Linked DNA regions of Homo sapiens: regions 1 and 3 are each linked to region 2. Evidence: read pairs that join two places in POLR2A ChIA-PET (ENCODE). Cell type or tissue: HepG2. All regions are shown on one strand.

Region 1 (5,000 bases), 64 kb after region 2:
CTGTCAAAACGCCAGGAAAGGTCCTCAGGAAAACAAGACAGAAAGCATAGAACTCGTTTGCTGCCCAGCACGCGGGGTGAGCAGAGTGTCATGATGAGGCAGTACGGAGGGAACAAGGACGGTCACAGAGACTGGAAACCCAACGGTGGGGAAAGTTGTTCCCTTTGTTATTTTTCTTAAAATGAGCTTTACCAAGTTATGCTAAATTATTTTTAAAAATATAAACATAAAAAACTCTGAAAAGCAGGGTGTCAAACAGAAAACTCTGAGCTAGAATCCCGCTAAAAACTCCAGGATCCTCGGGCGCGGTGGCTCATGCCTATAAGCCCAGCAATTTGGGAAGCAGAGGTGGGAGGATTGCTTGAGGCCAGGAGTTCAAGACCAGTCTTAAGCAATATAGTGAGACCCCCATCTCTACTAAAAATACAAAAATTACTCGAGCCTGGTGGTGTGCCTGTAGTCCTAGCCATTCCCGAGGCGGAGGCAGGAGAATTGCTTGACCTGGAGAGGCAGAGGTTGCAGTGAGCCAAGATCACACCACAGCACTACAGCCTGGGCGACAGAGCAAGCCTAAGTCTCAAAAACAGACTAAACAAGTCTGCTGGAGTGCAGTGGCGTGATCTTGGCACACTGTGAGCTCCACCCCCCAGGTTCAAGTGATCCTCCTGCCTCAGCCTCCCAAGTAGCTGGGACTACAGATGCCTGCCACTCCAGCCTGGGCAGACTTGGTCTAAAAAAAAAAAAAAAAAAAAAAAAAAAAAAAAAAAAAAAAAAAAAAAAAGAAAGATGGATGCTAGACTTTCATCCAAGATAAATTAGACCTGACAACTTCACCATACAGGAATTGGCCTTTCCACAGGTTTACCCTAGTGTGGGAGTCTCAAGATTGAGATTACTAGGGGAGGTAGGAGGCCCTACCTGGGGCTGGGGCTTGCTTTTTGCCTTCTCTAAACCAGCTTTTATCAACATATCCTAAACTGGGGAGTACCAGGAAGGAATAGAGGTTCCAGACTCCCAAAACATGGATTTGAGCTACTCTGTCCCTCCTGACTGGGGTAAAGGAGCCCTAGTGTGCTGTCTTGTTCATTGTCAGTTCAACCTGCAGTCGGACAGTCATTGAAGAACCCTTGTACTAACTGTCTGACACGTTGGACTACCTTTAATCAGCCCCTGGCACACTGAAGCCATGGAACGGGGAGAGGAGCAGAGAGAGGTGGTGGGACTACCAGTCTCAGTGCGACCTCAGGGAGGGGATGATCCAGATGGCAGGGCTGCCAGCCTCAGTGTGACCTCAGGGAGGGGATGACCAGGCTGGAGTTAAGCCATCCCTAGGGTTCCCTGGGTCCAGCCCTTGCAGGGGCTTTTTTTTGTGCATGGTGGGGTGGGGGGAGACACTAAAGGTAAGAAGTGGCACTAAAGGCAGAAGCTCTGTCAGCTGGTGTTCAGAATGAATACCAAGACTCCTGGGCATGCACTTGAAACACCACGATTATATCTAAGTTGGTGTAACAAAGAGATCCAGAGATACGTTGGGTTAGGAATATTTATTTCTGCAGATGTCAGTGGTTCTGGGGTGTCAGGAAGGCTCTGCCATCCTCAATATGTGGCTTCCTTTCCTTTCTCCAGGGCAGCTGATCCAGGACCGTCCACTTCCAAGCCAGCAGGAGGATGGAAAAGCAGAATGGAGGGGAAACAACCTCCTTTGCAGGGCGTGACTCGGAAGTTGGACACATCATTTCCAGCCACATTCCATGGACCAGAATTAGCCCTGTGACCAACTCTGGCTGCCAGAAAATCTGGGAAATACAGTCTCTGCTTGGGCGATCAGGCAGGCAGTTATATCTTTGGGAACATCTCTCACCCCCTGGGAACACCTGAGCAGAAACTGAAGGACATTTAACAGATTCTCCTTTGTGTCTAATAAGAATTGCCCCCATCAGTCGGGGCTGTCCTAGGTGCTGGGTACATAGGTCATCTATACACAACCCAGCAATGGAGAGCACACCATTCCCAGGCTGCAGATGCAGAAACTGTGGCTCGGAGAGTTAAGCGTCTTGTTCAGATTCAGTCAGCTGGTAGATGGCAGGTCTGGGATTGAGACCCAGGCCTGGCTGGTCCTGCCAGGACACAGTATCACAGCTTTGACTGGGAGCTTCTTTTTGTTTACATATATTTTTTATGCTCAATGTGCATTCCTTTTGAAATACACAGAAAAGGGAAAGAAGCCGGAGTCCTGCCTTGTGTAGGAGGGATAAGTTAGAGGTGTGCACCGGGATAAATCTGCCTCCCGCGCTGGCCCTGGCCCTGGCCCTGGCCCTGGCCCTGGCCCTGATCCTGCTCCTGATTCTGGTCCTTGGGGCCTGGGCGGCGATTCCCGGCGCTGGCTGAGCGTCACCGGCCACCAGAGGGCGCTGCCGGGCTACCGGTCCGGTCGCCCGGGGATCACAGCCTCAGCGGACAGGAAATGATCAACAGCTTCTCCTCTCGGATCCACGTGGACTCAAGGAATCTCCGGGGGGCAGGACAGGTGCAGAGCCGAGTGCAAAGGTGGAATTCTATTCCCAAAGCACATCCCGCGCCCCTTTCCTCTGCAAAGTCCCGGAACCGCGTGACTCCGGATGAGTTATCGGGGCTGGAACCGAGGGTTCAGCCCCCTGCGCCTCTGTGTGTCCCGGTCCCTTTCCTCCAAGTAGACAGGAGGCATCTCCTCATCGGCTCAGTTCACATTCCTCCAGGGGCTCAAAGGGGACCCAGTCCCTGTCTTGGGACACCAAGTCAGGCAGACTCCAGGAGAGAGGAAGGAAGATGATTCCCGCGCTCAGGTAGGGAGCCCCTCCAGGAAGAGAGAAATGAGGGGTGTACAACGTGAGAGTGGAAATGCTCAGAAATAGTCAATGGCCTGGGCAGCTGAGCTTTCGTCCACGCCCTGGCACAGTGTGTGCGGCACAACAGAGGTGTTCAGTGAACGTTTTTCATTCAATCAACAAACACCCTGAGTGCCTCCGTGTGCAGGTCCTGGGCTAGGCTCTGGGGATGAAGTCCCTGCCCCCTGGAGCTTATACTCCGGTAGGAAAGAGTAAACAAGGTCGGCCACTACTATAACCTCACATGGCGCTGAGCTCTAGAGGAAATTAAAGCAAGATAAGGGCGCCCAATCCAGGGCTTATATTCCCCCAACCCCCACCCCCAGTCCAGCCCGGCAGTGATGCAGGGGGAAGGGGGCAGGGGTGTGGGGGGTGAAGAGGGCAAGGAAGCCACCCCCATCCTCTGGGCACAGCCAACAACCCCCAGTTTTATACAGGAGAGGCTTCTTGGGGAAAATGTCATTCCAGGAGCCCTCAAAGTGATGGGATCCACTGACTGGAAAGAGAAAAAGGTCCAAGAAGGAGGAATTCAAGCCCCTGAGGCCCCTTTGGGTAGAACAGGGCAGGGAAGAGCCTCAGGGTCGCACAGCCTGGAAGCCGGAGGGCAAAGAGGAGGAGATGGAGAGCCAGACTCCCGGAGAACCCCGGAGGGCCTTGGAGGGGCCAGGGGTGGGGAAGTGGGAGGATAATTTTATGCATCAATTTGGCTGGACCACGGTACCCAGATATTTGATCAGCCATTATTCTAGATGTATCTGGGAAAGTATTTTTTGATAAGAGTAACATCTGAATCAGTGGATGAGTGCTGAGTAAAGCAAATTACCTCACCAGGTGGGCGGGTCCTGCTCCCTCTGTTGAAGACCTGAAGACAAAGATTGACCCTCACCCTTCACCTCCCACCTCTTCCTCACCTTGGAAAAGAAAAACATTCCTGAGAGGGGGGATTTGTCAGCAGAAGGCTTTGGGACTAGAACTGCAGCATCAGCTCTTCCTGGTTCCCCAGCGCCCAGGCCTACCCTGCAGATGTGGGCTTACTGGCCTCCACGATCAGTGAGCCGGTTCCTTAAAATCAACCTCTCTCTCTTCCTCTGTCTCTCCCTCTCTCTCTCTCCCTGTCCACATCCCATTGGTTCTGTTTCTCTGGGGAAACCTGACTAATAAGGGGACTCTCAAGGCCCTGGCTGAGGATGGCAGGCCTGAAGATTCTCTGAGGCATTCAGCATTGAATGAGCACCAGCTGGGCGTGGAGCTGTGTCAGGCGCTGGGCACAGGACTCAGCCCCGGAACCAAGTGTGGGCCCACATGGTGTGGGCCTTTGTCTGTCCCTGTCATGGCTTTGGACACACGCGTGGCCCAGAGGGGACAACGGATCTGGGTGGCGAGGTGGGAAAGCTCACCCCAGTATTCCTCTTGGTGGCAGCAGTCCCTTAAGGGGTCGCCTGAGTCGTGAGACCCACAGGTGTGGACCTCCCCCCCCCCTTCCTCCCCTCTCCCCCAGTGACTTTATCCAGCACCTGCCCTGCCCAGCCTTGCACAGGTTACCCTGTGACCCACTCACAGGGAGATAGGGCAGCTTCTTTCTGCCCTCAGGAGCCTTGTTCTCAAGGCAGCTCATCCAAGAGAATAACATACAGTAGATTGCCACACACATGACTGTGGCTTAGTCCAGGAAAGCCACTTATAAAATCCGGAGGTGAAGGAAGAAAAGATTGAAATCTCTGTAACAAATCCATTTCCCTCCTCCCTCCCTCCCTTCATCTCCAAAGTAGACCTGCCCCAGGGCCAGGGATCCTCTCCCTGCAAGGCTAGGTAACAAGCGGATTTTTGCTTTTGAGCTTCAAGGTCCTGGCTTCTGGTGGTTTATAGGTGATCTTTGAGGGTGGTTTTGACGAGAGGCTTGTTAGCTTCTCTACGCTTTTGAAACGCCCACTCTCCCCACAAGAATCTGGGACTTTGCAGAACCGGTCCAAGGTGAGAGTAGGATTAATTGCCAAATGAGTTTTCTCATAAGCCTGGGGTCCAAAGTACATTGGACAGCCAGCAAATGCTTATGAGGGGTTTGAACAAGTGAAATCAAGGCTCAAGGTCATAGGACTCAATGGAGAGTGAGGCAGCTGGGATCTGGGATGACCGGCA
Region 2 (5,000 bases):
GGGCACGTAATAGGTGCTCAATAAACGTTTCTCAGATGATCGGATGAACACCCGGTCATTTAGTTATTGGCACAGGGCTAGAACTCAGACCTACGGTTCTGAAACCCCCGCCCTGTCCAAGACTCTAAAATGAGCTCTATTTTTTAGGACATAGTGAAATCACGGAAAAAATTCTTAGGATGTGCTCGGTTTAGAAACAACCTCCCTCCAGAGTTGAGTGACACAAAACTTCTCAAAGCCCAATCGAGGTCAGCTGTGGCCTCACACAGGTATCGGCTGGGCTGGGGGCCGTGTCAGGGTGAAGGAAATCGTGGCGGTGCCTGGCCCTGGGTTAGGCGCTCTCTTTCCCGGCGAGGCCACCGTGGTTTCCGAGCTGCCCAGAGCATCTCCCCGCGGCGCCCGCTAGTGGGCGCAAGGCCTTCTAGGAGGCGGGCGCTCCGGAGGAAGCTGTGACCGCCCCTAGCGCACCGCGCATCCTGCAGGCATTCAAATCCCCGGGTTTTAGAAGGGCTCCGTTCTCCCGTCAAGACTCGAGCTCGACTGCCTCTTGGGCTGCACGGAGATAAGGTGGAAAAGGCAGGCCCGTGGAGCCTGGGAGCCCGGGAATCAAATCTCTGCTCTGCCACTTCGCAGCGCAGCGCTGTGGCCGCGGGCGTCCCTCGAGCCCAGCCTCTCCCGCCAAAGGGAAAGGGATGGCTGGATCCACCTACCTGGCAGGGCCGCCGGGACACGCAGCGCAGCGCTCCGCTCAATACACCACAGATTTTACGGCTACTCAGCACGAGGCTGGTGGCTGTTTCACGTACAACACACGAGCCACACGTTTTTAGAGTAAATACATTTATTCATGGGAGCAGAGATGCGAAACGCAGCCGGGTGACACGGGCCTCCCATGGGTGGGTGCTTGGTCAGAGGGAAACGCCTCACCAAGGCTGGAATTGGTCTGGGTGGACTGAGGCACGAAAGGATCGGTAAGGAACTAGGTTCTCTTCCAAGGATGGTGTCCGGGAGGGCGCATATTTTGGGCAATTGGAAGGCTGCCCTGCACAAGCCGACTGCTGGACGCTGCTGTCTTGCCCTTGCCCAAGGGTCTGGGATGACCAGCAAGCTCTGGGTGTCTGGGGAGGCAACTGCCGCAGGAATCACAATGAATCCCCAAGACAGGCCTCTCACCTGTTTCCCCTGTTTTTTGTTTGTTTTTGATACGGAGTCTCGCTCTGTCGCCCAGGCTGGAGTGCAGTGGCGCAATCTTGGCTCACTGCAACCTCTGCCTCCCGGATTCAAGCGATTCTCTGCCTCAGCCTCCCAAGTAGCTGGGACTACAGGTGCCCGCTATCACGCCCGGCTAATTTTGGTATTTTTAGTAGAGATGGGGTTTCATCATCTTGGCCAAGCTGGTGTTGAACTCCTGACCTCAGGTGATCCACCCGTCTTGGCCTCCCAAAGTGCTGTGATTACAGGCATGAGCCACCGCGCGAGGCCTCCCCTGTTCTTGAGGGGTGCTGTCCAATACAGTAGCCACCAGCCATAAGTGCTATTGAGCAGCTGCAATGTGGCTAGTGCAACTGAGGAAATGCATTCTAAACTTTAACTTTAATTAATTGAAATTTAAAAATAGATAGAAATTCCATAACTGCAAAACCTTTCAGTATTTCTGAAACAATTTGAGGATGTGAATGTTTACGACTGTACATTTAATTAAATCTAAATACAGATCAAGTTTTTCTGATGAAAATGTAGTATCTGAATTGGGCTCTAAGTGTAAACTCATGGGATTCAAAGACAATATGCAAAACAGAATGCAGAATGTCTCGATAATTTACAGTTGAAATGATATTTTAGATATATTGGGCTAAATGAAATGTATGCTTAAAATTAATTTTATCTATTTCTTTTTACTTTTTTCTAATGTGGCCACCATAGAAAGCTACCTATGTGCCTGCGTTAGATTCCTCTTAGACAGGGCTGGCTTAGACCCTCTCCTGGGCCTTCTTCCCTCTGACCTCCCATTCAGGCCTGGCCCTTTGGCTTTGCTTCAAGGTTTTGTCCGCTCTTTGGAGCTGCCATGTGCTGGGTCAGACCAGAACCGGGGGCAGAGGCTAAAGGTGAGACCCACTCCCTCCTGTCCCAGAGCAAGGGGCTGGGGGCGGGGGTTGCCCTGGCAGCCAGGAGTTCTGGAGCCGGTGATATACCTGGGACAGTGGTGGTCAGGGTGAGCTTAGGCTGGGGTTATGGTAATGGTTCAGGACAACACCCTTCTTTGAGATATTGTTAACTGGTGAGGAAGAGGAGGAGCTCAGGGCTACAAGACACAGACTAAGTTTCTGTAACCACGACTCAAAATCAGGCTTGGTCACAGGACTAAGCGAGGCACCTAATTACTCTAAGTGCAGATGAGGACAGCAACTTAAGTGCAATTACTCTAAGTGCAGATGAGGACAGCAAATTCAGAGACCCTCAAGCCTTCCTTGAGGGTCTCTGAATTTCACTGGTCAAAGAACAGGCAGTCCCCGGTCTGCATTTGTGGCAGGAGCCCCAGCTGGGGCTGGGGAGCCCAGGAAGGACACCAGAGAGGGTTCTCACCCTTGCCAAAACCACAGCCCCACAGTGGCTTCAGCACCCAGCCCCGGTTTGGACCTGAGCTACCCCACATCCTGGCCCCCACTACAGTGTGAACCATGGCATGTCCCAGGAGGGCCGTCTCTGCCTCCAGTCCCAATTAGGCAGCCCCAATATAAGGGATCCAGAGGGCTCTGGCTCAGACCAAAGGCATCTGAAGGGTCCATGTGGGATCCTGGCTATCCACCCTCTCCCTTGCACCTCATTTTTTCCTGAGCTCCAAGGTTACACAAGTGGCAGGCTGCCCAGGCCAAATTCCACGTCTGTCCCAATCCTCGATCCACTAACACACAAAACCAGGTCAGAAGCGGTTATGCAGCCCTTGGGTACAAACAGCCAGCTTCCTGCACTCACTCACTGGGCTGGCTGTGTTTGCCATACAAACAGGACAAAGTCCAGGCCTCCTGACCCCAGGGAATAAAGCCTGCAGCTTTGCTTTGCTACACTTTAAAGTACAGGCTGCTTTCAAGTTAACCAGGCAGTCCTTCGTCTTCTCCAGCAAGGCTGAATCCACAGTTCTCTGCTAGGGTAAGGGGGGCTCGTTCAGTTCAAAGGTTTGGGGACTCAGCTCCTGGCCCCTTTGCAGGGTTGCCTTAAGTTTTGGGTTTGACAACCCAGGGACTCTTGTGCACTAAGGTTTGGAGACAAACACTAGGAGAGGAGAAAAAGTGTGACCCAAATAGTAGAAAGAATTCTCTGAGACTCAGTTAAGGTTATTTTAGCTCTGGTTAAACATGCATGTGCGTGCTCACACGCTCACACACACACCATTGTATCCTAAGCTGAATGCTGTCTTTTCAAAAATCTGGCCATTGGCTCATGCCTGTCACCTCAACACTTTGGGAGGCCGAGGTGGGAGGATCACTTGAGCCCAGGAGTTTGAAACCAGCCCGAGCAACATAGTGAGACCCTGTCTCTACAAAAATTTAAAAATCATTTTTTAAATATATACTTATGCTTTCTCGCTACAGGTTTTTTAATCCCAGCTGGTACGGCAGGGGAGATGTCACCCAGGGCAGAGGCTGGGAGGCTTTCAGGCCACAGATTTCCACCATTTGCCAAGCTTCCCTGCTCTCCAGGGTCTCTCTGCAAGGAGCCCCTTAGGAGAATGAAGAAGATCCATTTTGTTTTCTATAAGATATCAACGAGGTACTTCTTGGTTTTATTAGATATGAGAATTATCAATTCAAGTCAGAAGTGCCACAACCACTGCCATATTAGAAAGATTAGTACCCGAGAGCCCAGACTGTCACCCGGCTGGAGGCCTCTCGCCGATGGCTCCCAGGGACCACTGACCTAATCAAGGGCCTCCTCCTTCACACGCCACCCTCCACCCCAACCCCTTTATGCCTTCTTAAAGTCCTTCAGGGAGGGGACCCACCATCAAGATTGTCCTTTCTGGCACCTAACTCTTCTGTCTGCTAGAAGACAGCAATGAGACTGTCCCTACAACGATGATGCTTATGGTGGCCACATCTCAAAGAAGCTGAGAGGGATCTCAGCCCCGTATTGTCACTTGGGAGGCAGAACCCAAATCTTAGTAAATGAAGACTTTCTCTCTTGAACCATTCACAGGAATACTGAAGGTAATGAAAAAATAATGTGTAAACCATCCTTTGGAGCAGAGGCTACAAACTCACATGCCCGCCTGGACCAGCACCGGGCAGACGTCTTACATGAGTGAAGTGCAGTGGGGGATGGGAAGGGCGGGGGAGGGGGTAAAGGTGGTGGGGGTGAGCCGCAGCAGACTTGAGATGACAGCATGCCCCATCCTCCACCCAGAAAACTAGGTATTTTTTATACGTAATCTCCCAAGTTTCAAATATTGGCAATACATACAAAAGGTTATGAAGCCTTATAACTTCTGCCTTAGGCAAATTCCAAACTTAAACAAAGCTCCCTCTCCCACTAAATAAGAAAACTTTAATAAGATGATTACAAAGAAATTAATAAAGAAATAGAAAATGATAGCAGCTTCAAAAATACCAGTCTCCCTGTTTTAAAACAAAATCAATAAAATCAGTGAATCACAATTCATTGAACTCATTCTTGGCTACAAGGAAGCAGCTGGATAGATCCACTGGCAGGCAGCCCTGCAGGATTAAAATGAGGCCCACTGCCAAAAAGCCCCAAATGAGATGCCGTCCTCCTCATCCTCACACCATCCTCATCAGGCAGGGAAGGAATAGGATTAGACTCCCTATTATGGAGAATAGGTTGAGGCACAGAGCAGGAAGGGCCCCTTCTTAATATCATAGAGCCCCTCTGTTGGGTCAGACCAGAACTGGGGGCAGAGGCTAAAGGTGAGACCCACTGCTGTCCAGGAGCAAGGGGCTGGGGGTAGGGGCTACCCTGGCAGCCGGGAGTTCTGGAGCCAGTGA
Region 3 (5,000 bases), 50 kb after region 2:
CCCTTGCCCTCAGGGGTCTTGCAGGACAGATGGGAGACAGGCCACAGGCAAACGACAGGATCATCCACAACACAGGAGGCACAGGTGGAGAGGACAGGGGTTGAGAAGATGGAAGACGTCATTGAAGTTGGGAAGATGGAGAAAGGTTTCATGGAAGAAGGGGGCTTTATGGGTGATGGACTGGTAGGACTGGGTAGGAGACAAGCTTTCCAGGCAGGGAGAAAGTTCCAAGAAAGGTCCGAGATGGGTAGAAACCTTTGCCCCCATCCCTCCCATTTCCTCTTGTCCAGGGTCCATGACCAGGGACACCATCCCGGGGCAGAGGAGGTGGGGGCTCTGTTTAGATGATTGTAATAATGAGTCTAGCGTCATCTGAGAGCATCAGGTCTTCCCTAGAGGGCCATGCCGGCTGACCCTGAGGCCAGGAGGGAGTCACTCCACTGGCAAGCTTCCCTTGAGAGGCCGGGGCTTGGTCCACCTGAAGAGACCACCTCCATTCGAAGGGACAGAGCGCTCAACATACCTGCCAGACTGTGGGCCTAGGGGCTTGTTCACAAGGATTCAGTGATGTAGTAGGCAGCTCCTAGAGCCCCCAGAGCCACAGCCACAGTTCCGAGGGCTTGGAGGACACGCGTTACGATGACTGGAGGGTTTTCTTGAAGATTTTCTGTAGAGCAAAGCAGAAGTGGGGGTGGTGGGAAGCTGGGCTTCAGTGCCTCTCTACGAACAGGAGAAAGTGGAAATTATGTGGCCCCCTCAGGATTGCAGGAATACCCATCTTCCCCCTCTCCAAACTCCTCTTAGGAGAGCATTTAATTCTTCCCATCCTTCCAACAAGTCCCTACTGAAAGACCCCTGAGGATCGGAGGGTGAGCTGGCCTGGGATGCTAGCTGCCCTGAACACTCAGAAGGGGACCAGGTTAGGAAGGTGGTCAAGTCTGCTGTGAGCCAGGCCTTGTGCTAAATACCTCACACCCAGTGTCTTCTTCCAGCCTCACAACAACCCTATGAGGTAAGTTCTATCACTTCACTCCATTGAGAGAAAGGAACTTGGGAAATAATATATTACACCCACACAAAGGCAAGGAAAACATGACTAAGGCAATAATTGTGAGGAGGGCATTCAAAAAATGCAATACCCGTTTTGATAAAAATCCTACAAAAATAGGGATTCTTGTTTAATGTGAATGTGGATTGAAAGCCAAGAGCCAACATTACACTCCATTGAGAAAAGCATGCCAGTGCTAAAATTGGAGCAGAATTAAAACTACATGTCTTGCCCTGGCCAGATATGGACCCTGTCTCTCCCTGCTCACTTTCCTGATTCTGAGCCTCACGCTTGCCTTTTCCTGCACCCAGATTGCTCCCGCTTTTCATCTTAAGCCAGAGAGGACTTCAAGATCCTTCTGGACTCGGCTCACATGCTGTTGACAGGAACCTTTCAGAGGTTCCTGTTGGAGCCTGTTCCTGTTGGAACCTTTCAGAGGTTCCTGTTGGAGCCTCTCCTAGAGGACACAAGGCTCTTTGCATCTTGCATCTTGGTTTCTAAATGCATGGGTCTTAGCTCTCCATGTCGACTGCAACAATTTTAGGGGTAAAGTTCCCTGTTCTGGTTTCCCTCACAGTGCCCCATGTCCTCTGCATAGTAAGTTTCCCTCAATAACACTTGCTGGTTTTAAAACGATATGAACCCATGGCACGATTTGGCCATGGATGGATGGAAGTACTAAGCGTGTGGGCAGGGTGTGGCTAACGGTGGCAGGCAGACCTTTCCTTGACGGAGCTTACTGGGTGGTGGAGTATTTTTGGCTCCAAGCGTGTTCTCCCCACACGCCCCGGTATCTATTTACTTATCTCCATGTGTAGGAGAGATGGAGTTTTTCAGCTCCAGAAAGGAGAGGGGATTGGGTAGGGAAGAGGCTGGGAAGAGGAACAGGACAAGGATGGGGGTTGGGGGGCCTCAGTTCCTGGGGTGGGGGTGTGAGGTCGCCAAGTGGAAGGGCCTCTTCCATTGAGATCTGTGAGGCCCTCAGGTGGGGCAGATGGCGACCCCTCTCCCAGCCCATGCATGTAACCTAGCAGCGCCCAAACGTGGGAACATCTCCAGTCTGTTCCCTGCATGGATGGGGTCTTCCTATGAGGGCGGTGGCAGCCATGACACTGCTCCTGGTGGCTTTTTGGGAAGAGGAAGGAAGGACAGATACTATGGGTGATGTCATGGGGGCCGCCACCAACAGACCAGCCTGGGGGCAGATGTTCCCTGTGGAGACCCCCAGAAAGAGCCCAGCACAGTCTGAAGGGGGCTGACGTCTTGCTATTGTGTGGAGGAGGCATATGAGTTACAAGTAGTTTTTTATCATTAAATTCTGGGCGACATTCGTAGGCAGATCAGGAACCTAAGGCCCCTGCCTATGACACAGGCCACTGAGGGCCCACGGAGGTGCATGGCCAAACAGTGTTTAAACACAAAGCTCCTGAGCGACTCTGTGAAGGGCTGAGGGGGAGAGTGTTCTGAGGAGGGGAGGGCATCTCTGGAGAAAAGAAAAAGGAAGCCCCTGAGGAGGAATCCCAGTGAGGAAGAAAACTGGCACCTCTCTGTACAGGCGGGGTGGGTACCCCGGGGGTGGGGCCGGTCAGAAAGGGCCCTGCCTGCCAACGTCCAGGAAGTGGGCAAAGCAAAGAGGGAAAGAAAGGCTTTCCTTCGGCCTGGGATTCCCAAGAGGAAGTGATACATGATTGCTAATAAGGTCTGGGGGCAGAGCCTGGCCCTGGGGACTGTGTGCCCCGAGGCTCCAGCCCCTCGCGCTTGGAACCTGTAGAAGGTGAGCAGGTTGGGGAGTCCTCTCCCTGGCGCCATCTGCCAGTCCCGAGGCAGAAGGACATCGAAGATGCGGCTATGGCATAGCCCCAGACGACGCCAGCAAGCGGAGCTGCAGGGGCAAGTGGCACAGGAGCAGGAATGCGGGCCGGCGCGAATCAGAGGCCCTGTGGGGACAGAAGGAGAGAGGTGAGGGAGGCACCTGCCCTGGGAGGCTGGGGCGGGGGAGTCTGGAACACAGTCTGAGAAGGCCCCCCACAACGGCAGCAGCTGCAGGATTACCAGGGCGAACGCTGGATTTTTTCCAAGGCATCATTGAGGATTTGGGACTGAACTACCTAAGGAAGGCAGTTCTCCCACAAAATGTTCTCTAACCAAACAGAAGAGAAGACTGACCGCATGGGAAAATGGCTGTTTTATACTGGTGCTACCTGGGAGTAGCAACAGCGACGACAACAACGATGATGATGATGGAGGTGGTGCTGATGGTGCCATGGCTTACACCTTCAGGATGCTTTGCACTTAGCATGCTCATCTCATTTAATTTCACAGTAATCCTGTAAAGGGGATACTGCTGGTCTTGTTTTACAAATAAGGAAACTGAGGCTCAGCTAATTTAAGGGATATGCCCTTTTGGGGAGTAGATTACAGAAGTTGGCTTTCTCAACTCAGGCTTTCTCACGTTTAATTCAGTGAAAATGGAATTTCAGGTGACTGCTCACCTCAGGAGAGGCTGCACTGACATTCCTGGAATTGGAGCTGCCACGTTCCATTGATCTAGAGCATTCTGATCCATCCAGAAGACAACCACAGCTCTAGTTTCCAGTCCCGATCCTATTTTCTGTTTCTGTCCTCCTCTGGTATGGATCCCAGCAGAATGTAGATGATGCCCTCTGTGGTTGGGCAAGATAATTTCTGGCTGGATTATTCCCTCCTGTTTCCTATCTGTAGCCCTGCGTCTTCTTGACAGAGCTACAGATTCTTCTGACCCTAAGCTGCATGAAACAGGTGGTCAACCTGGCAGATTCAATACACTTTCTGCTTAGACTTGCCCACGACACGTACTTTCCCGGAATGAGGAGAGGGGATTCTAAAGGCAAGACTTGTCTTTTTTTTTAATTACAAAAAAGTTTTTAAATTGAGATATCATTCCCAGGCAATAAAATTCACCCTTTTAGAGTGCTCAGTGGTTTTTAGTATATTCACAAAGTTTTGTGGCCATCACCACTAATTTCAGAACGTCTTCATTTCCCCAAAAAGAAACCCCATCTCCATGAGCAGTTACTCCCCACTCTCCCATTTCCCCCAGTCCCTGGCAATACATTTGCCTATTCTGAACATTTCATGTAAATAGAATCATTCGATGTGTGGGTTTCTGGGAGACTGGATTCTTTCACTTAGCCAAGTGTCTATAAGGTTCATCCAGGCTGTACCATGTATCAGGACACTATCTCTTTTTATTGCCAAATAGTATTTCACCATACTCATTGTACTGTGGTATTTCATACCACATTTTGTTTATCCATTCATCAGCTGATGGACATTTGGGTTGTTCCCACTTTTTGGCTATTACAAATGCTGCTGCTTTGAGCATTTGTGTACAAGTTTTGGTGTGCTTCTAATATGCTTAATAAGATGCTTCGAATTCTCTTGGATGTATACTGAGAAGTGGAATTGCTGGGTCATAAGGTAACTTCATGTTCCTCTGAGGAACCACCAGACTGTTTCCACAGCAGCTGCACCATTTTACATTCCCGCCTACAGTGTATGAGGATTCCAGCTTCTCTACATCCTCACCAACACTTGTTATTGTCCATCCTTCTGATTATACCCATCCTAGTGGAAGACTGGCATTTTCTTGAGCTACAATATTTCTGCACACAAAAAGGCTTGGATTTTAGAAAATGGCACGCTTTACTTGCAGGCCCTCATCCTTCATCTCCAACATTCCTTTCTACGCAGAGAATTCCTTTGGAAGAAGTATAGGGTGTCTGCTGTAACCACTGGCGAGCCACCACCATTTCTTGCTTTCTTGCTTTGCCTGTTCAATGGGCCAAATTCTTCTCTGAGTATGAGTCACATGTGTTCATTAAAAGACTTGGGAATGGAAAGTCTTGCTTTCTACCAGTACTGAAGATGCCAGTTCTGAAGATCATAACCCAGAAATGTTTCTCTCACTGGC

What was found. Peaks named below come from ENCODE experiments on the same cell type or tissue, not always from the same donor. Only the 100,000 strongest peaks of a DNase experiment are listed, where the experiment ranks them.
Region 1: POLR2A ChIA-PET joins it to region 2 with 13 read pairs; 2 of 35 experiments call an interaction of 5 or more read pairs at or near these places.
Region 3: POLR2A ChIA-PET joins it to region 2 with 16 read pairs; 6 of 35 experiments call an interaction of 5 or more read pairs at or near these places.

What each region holds. Positions count from the first base shown.
Region 1 is chr2:230,984,806-230,989,805 of GRCh38, reverse strand. SPATA3-AS1 (SPATA3 antisense RNA 1) reads left to right here. Exons shown (of 6, transcript NR_033879.1): 5 at 1,627-2,822; 6 at 3,696-5,000. Among named protein-coding and RNA genes, the nearest start is that of SPATA3-AS1, 8.7 kb to the left of the region's middle. RefSeq lists enhancers at 2,137-2,636, 3,038-3,087 and a silencer at 4,141-4,325. In HepG2, a CTCF peak has its summit at 2,408 (motif pointing right); DNase peaks (open chromatin) are centred at 1,915 and 2,445; H3K4me3 peaks cover 1,195 bases; H3K27me3 peaks cover 1,123 bases.
Region 2 is chr2:231,048,461-231,053,460 of GRCh38, reverse strand. C2orf72 (chromosome 2 open reading frame 72) reads right to left here. Exons shown (of 3, transcript NM_001144994.2): 3 at 3,742-5,000. It overlaps LOC112268432 (a long non-coding RNA gene), which reads left to right. Exons shown (of 2, transcript XR_002959456.2): 2 at 1-4,585. Among named protein-coding and RNA genes, the nearest start is that of PSMD1, 5.9 kb to the left of the region's middle. RefSeq lists an enhancer at 539-598. In HepG2, a CTCF peak has its summit at 416 (motif pointing left); DNase peaks (open chromatin) are centred at 430, 1,185, 2,960, 3,380 and 1 weaker place; H3K4me3 peaks cover 3,220 bases.
Region 3 is chr2:230,998,351-231,003,350 of GRCh38, reverse strand. SPATA3 (spermatogenesis associated 3) reads right to left here. Exons shown (of 5, transcript NM_139073.5): 2 at 2,814-2,985; 3 at 524-667. The coding sequence ends at 562. Among named protein-coding and RNA genes, the nearest start is that of SPATA3, 4.7 kb to the right of the region's middle. In HepG2, CTCF peaks have their summits at 2,860 and 3,698; a DNase peak (open chromatin) is centred at 2,870; H3K27me3 peaks cover 2,105 bases.